Linked DNA regions of Mus musculus: region 2 is linked to region 1. The links are chromatin loops, found by intact Hi-C in ENCODE. Cell type or tissue: gastrocnemius. All regions are shown on one strand.

Region 1 (2,500 bases):
CCTTAATCCTTCCCATACAATTCCACCAGCTGGGGACCAAGCATTTAAATACCCGAGACTATGGGACCATTTTTGTTCAGAGCACCACATCTGTCTAGTTTCAGAAACGTGCTATCCTGATTTTGTTGGGTGATACACTGGTGTGTAGCTTATTGTAAAAGGGTGAGTCTGGCAGGTGGGTGTGCTCAGGGGTAGCTTTCCTCCCTGTGCTGGGCCGCTTACTGAGAAGGAATCCCATTGGGTGAACAGGACTGTAGTCAGAGACACCATATACACACACATACACACACATACACACACCACACACACAGCACATATACCACTGTCGTCAAAGAGACTGCACACGGCAGCCATAGTGACTGTGGTGGTGTCTGCTAGTGTTTTCAGAGTCTTTTCCATGTTGGAGACAAATAGGAAGAGATTCATATTGGAGAGGGAGTGGGAGAGGGAGAAGGAGAGGCTGAGGTTGTGGCTCAATTGGTAGAGTGCTTGCCTAGCATACCTGAAGTCCCAAGTTCAAATCCTAGCTTGGCAATGAGATGTGCTGGTGCCTGCTGATGGCAACAACTGCCTTGAAGTTCAAAGGAAAACAGCTGGCTCCTCCAGTGTTAGGGACAGCTTTGCCACACCATAGTGGTTGTGTCACCTCAAGGGGATGACTAGCCACTCGATACCAAAGCCTCTTTACGAGGCAGAGAAGCAGGTAGCCTTTCATAATATCCTCATTGCTTAATGCCAAGGAAGTGACTCTGACCTTTTGGAGTGGCGTCATTTGAGATGCCCAAGGAGACCTTGCAAGCTTCTTCCTGCAGGGTCCTCTAGGAGAGAGGCTGGAGACTGGGCTGTTGGTGTTAAGAGCACTTGCTGCTCTTTCAGAGTTCAAGGCCCATCACCCATGTCCTACAGCTCACAACCACCCGCACTTCTGCTGGAGGGGATCCAGCGCCCTCTTCTGGCTTCTGAGGGTATCATGCACATGGCAGCAGACATGCAGACAAACACATCTTGTAAAGAGAAATAACCTAAACCTTTAAAACTCAAAGGAAGGATGAAGGAAGGGAGGAAGAGACAAAAAGAAAAGCCTTTCTCTGCAGTGTTAGGAAGGACAGGAGTAAGATGGGAAAAGTGGGGACACCACACACACACACACATACCACACATACACCACATACACATATACACACCATACACATCACACACACACATATACACACACATACACACACCACACATACCACACACATACCACACACACCATACACACACATACCATACACATATACCACACACAGACTGCACACATATACCACACATACCAAATACAGACACCACACACACACAACACAACCACATACACAACACAACCACACACACAACACACACACACATATATGCCACACACACCACACACACGTACACACTCACACACACACACACAGCTAGCTGCTGGGAAATGTCTTCCTCAGCAGGGCAGCTAAAGAGCTGGGTAATTAAGGCATTGAGAAATCAAGCCCTCTCCCGACTCTGAGGTTCTGTTCTGGTTCCAAGGGCTCCTTTCTCTCCTTCGTTGTTTCCTGGTAGCCAGTGCTTCAAGACCAAAATCTCTGGAAATAAGCAGGGTGTTGCAGTACAAGCCTATAAGCCTAGCATCCTGGCTGAGGCAGGGGAATGGAGAATTCAAGACCAGGACTGGCTACAAAGTAAAAAGAATCCTGAAGTAGGGCTGGGGTGTAAATTATTGGGCTTAGGTTTAATCCAGAAGTGGGGGTGGGGGCTGGGGGGTATGAAGATCAAAAGAAAATGGGAAGTCCACAGCAGATAAATTAACACAGTTCCTGGGAATGAAGATGAGCCCTCCGTGGCCAGTAAGACTCTCTAGACCTTATCCAGAGGTCCTAAAATGACCTCATGCAGAAATGTCCTTGGAGAAAGTCTCCCACAGATGACAGGACTGTGCTTACCCGCTAAGATGTCCCCACAGCCCTCAGCAGACGACTCTGAACACCTTCGCAAAGCAGTGATGGCTTGTGAATCCATGGGATACGCCTGTGCAACCTGGGTCCTGGGTTGGGGGCATGCCTGGGTGCAACCATGTGTTCCTATTCCCATCATGCTCTGGGTGGGAGCCACATCTCTATTATACCTGCCTTCCTGTGTTTTGCAGATGTTCAAAGGACCTGACAAAGACATCGAGTTTATCTACACGGCCCCCTCTTCAGCAGTGTGCGGGGTCTCGCTGGACGTTGGAGGAAAGAAGGAGTATCTAATTGCAGGTGTGTGGGAGTTCACCCTTCCCCACTGAGTGCTGAATTGTGGTGCAGAGAATTCCAGTGTCCTGGTCCCTAAGGAACAAACTTCCCACACTGCCCTCTAGGGACGAAAGAGCAGAATTGCATTGGGCCAGGGACTGCTGATAGCCCATGTACAGGAGACATGAGTGGCCTTTGTTGGAGGCACCCACCTGGCCCTCACCTATACAGAAGCCGTCTGTATTAGCAGC
Region 2 (2,500 bases), 76 kb before region 1:
CACGCACCCTCACCCACATTCAGTGCATGCAAATGCATGCATTTTTCACTATACAACTCTAAATATCCTCTCCAAATCACTGCACACACGCACCCTCACCCACATTCAGTGCATGCAAATGCATGCATTTTTCACTATACAACTCTAAATATCTTCTCCAAATCACCGCACACTGTTGTAAGAAGTTTTAGATTCCCCAACCCAGAACTTCTCAGGCTTGCATTTTGAAAGCAATGATTTAAAAGCAGAACATTTATTAAAAGTATTCTCTTTCACTCTTATGACCTGGAGCTTTATATAATGGAACGTGACATTTATGAGAACAGTACTGGCAATTAAACCCAGATTAAAACCATTCACTTGCAGTCGAGTGTGCAAAGCAGGCAGGGATCCTGTGTCCTGCTGGTGATGTCTAAGACACAGTGAGAGGGAGGCAGATGCCATCCCCAGCTTCCTACACCTCTGTGCCCTGTCCCTAGCTGTGGCCTGAGGTCTGGGCTCTGTGCTCTCTCCTTCCCTCCCTTTCTCTCTCTCCCTTTCCCCTACCCCAGACCCCTTCAGCTTCCCTCTGCAGTCAATGCATGCACCCTCTAGCTGTCCCTCAAGCCACTTCTCGCTGCTAGCTTTGGGCCTTTTCCCACTCTGGACAAGTGTTTTTTACTTGTAGAGGATGAGCAGGACTGAGTACCCACCCTGATGTCTGAACCTTAAGACTTGGATGAGCGAGGCATGGGGAGGCATGGGGACAGAGAGGCACTTGCTGTGAGTGGCTCATTTCAGCCTCCCTTGGCTCTCAGAGCTGCCAGCAGAATCCAAGGGACCGCTTTAGAGTGGGATGAGGATCAGAAGCTAGTGCCAATCCTTCTTCCCGGTGCTCCTCCTTCAGCAGCAGTGGGAGGTCGGTGGCTGCATCCTATTATCCTGTGCCTTCCCTATGAGGTGATTTCACAAAGGATCTATTGCCACTTGTGTAGGGTGGGTCAGGTCAGAGGAGAGAGTTGCCATCCCAGCCTTCAGAGTGCCGTGAAGTCAGTGACAGGAACCTCAGACCGGTCTGAACATTTGTGCACAAAGAGAGAGGATGTCACTGTGGCCTCTGACCCTCACGTGGCTCATAGCCACAGGGAAGCAGAAATAAGGTGACCGAGGAACCGTTGTCACCTAACTGGGGGTAGATACTTGGGGAGAGAGGTTACCACAGGAACCCAGCAGGGGAGCCATGCCCAGATCTCTGCTGACCAAGGCTCACAGTGACAGCAGGGAGACCAGGAGATGGTGGAACCCCTCAGGTGAGGGTGTTCACACACGAGGAAGAAAGTGGCTGTGGGTGTCTTTGTCAACAGTTATTTGCTTGACATCCCTAGGTTTTTGCCAGTTGGTGTGAGACTGAGATGATCAATGCCCAGGGTGGCAGTAGGCCAGGCACACCCGCTGTGTGGCAGGGCTGACTCCAGACACCTGGCTTCCCTCCCTCCCTCCCTCAGGTACTTTTACTCCCGAAGAATCGAGGTCAGCATGTCTTCTGTTAAGTGCTTGCACAAGCTAGCCTCTGCCTATGGGGCCACAGAGCTTCAGGACTACTGTGGACGGCTTTTTGCCACCCTCCTCCCCCAAGACCCCACTTTCCATACTCCCTTGGACCTTTATGCGTACGCACGGGCCACCGGGGACTCTATGCTGGAAGATCTGTGTGTACAGTTTCTGGCCTGGAACTTCGAGCCTCTGACACAGTCTGAGTCCTGGTCGGCTGTTCCCACCACCTTGATCCAGGCTCTCCTCCCCAAGAGTGAGCTGGCTGTGTCTAGTGAGCTGGATCTGCTGAAGGCAGTGGACCAGTGGAGCACAGAAACCATTGCCTCACACGAGGATATAGAGCGCCTGGTGGAACAGGTCCGCTTCCCCATGATGCTGCCCCAGGAGCTGTTCGAGCTGCAGTTCAACCTGTCCTTGTACCAAGATCACCAGGCACTGTTCCAGAGGAAGACCATGCAGGCCTTGGAGTTCCACACAGTGCCTGTCGAAGTGCTGGCCAAGTACAAAGGCCTGAACCTCACGGAGGACACCTACAAGCCCCGCCTTTACACCTCTTCCACCTGGAGTAGCTTGGTGATGGCCTCCACCTGGAGGGCACAAAGATATGAATACAATCGATACAATCAGCTCTATACATATGGCTATGGCTCAGTAGCCCGGTACAATAGCTACCAGTCCTTCCAAACCCCACAACACCCCAGCTTCCTCTTCAAGGACAAGCAGATCTCCTGGTCAGCCACCTACCTCCCCACCATGCAGAGCTGCTGGAACTATGGCTTCTCGTGTACCTCTAACGAGCTCCCTGTACTGGGCCTCACCACATCCAGCTACTCCAATCCGACAATTGGCTATGAGAACAGAGTACTGATCCTCTGCGGAGGCTACAGTGTGGTGGATGTCACCAGCTTTGAAGGCTCCAAGGCCCCTATTCCCACTGCCCTGGACACCAATAGTTCCAAGACTCCCT

What was found. Peaks named below come from ENCODE experiments on the same cell type or tissue, not always from the same donor. Only the 100,000 strongest peaks of a DNase experiment are listed, where the experiment ranks them.
Region 2: a loop joins it to region 1, with 2.8 times the contacts of the local background. A loop is called at or near these places in 3 of 42 quality-filtered maps.

The regions. Positions count from the first base shown.
Region 1 is chr11:118,317,192-118,319,691 of GRCm38, reverse strand. It overlaps Timp2 (tissue inhibitor of metalloproteinase 2), which reads left to right. Exons shown (of 5, transcript NM_011594.3): 3 at 2,165-2,273. Among named protein-coding and RNA genes, the nearest start is that of Cep295nl, 24 kb to the left of the region's middle. In gastrocnemius, a CTCF peak has its summit at 960 (motif pointing left); DNase peaks (open chromatin) are centred at 932 and 2,373; H3K27ac peaks cover 325 bases.
Region 2 is chr11:118,393,107-118,395,606 of GRCm38, reverse strand. Lgals3bp (lectin, galactoside-binding, soluble, 3 binding protein) reads left to right here. Exons shown (of 6, transcript NM_011150.3): 6 at 1,485-2,500. Among named protein-coding and RNA genes, the nearest start is that of Lgals3bp, 7.6 kb to the left of the region's middle. In gastrocnemius, no CTCF peak of the experiment used is centred here; a DNase peak (open chromatin) is centred at 1,412.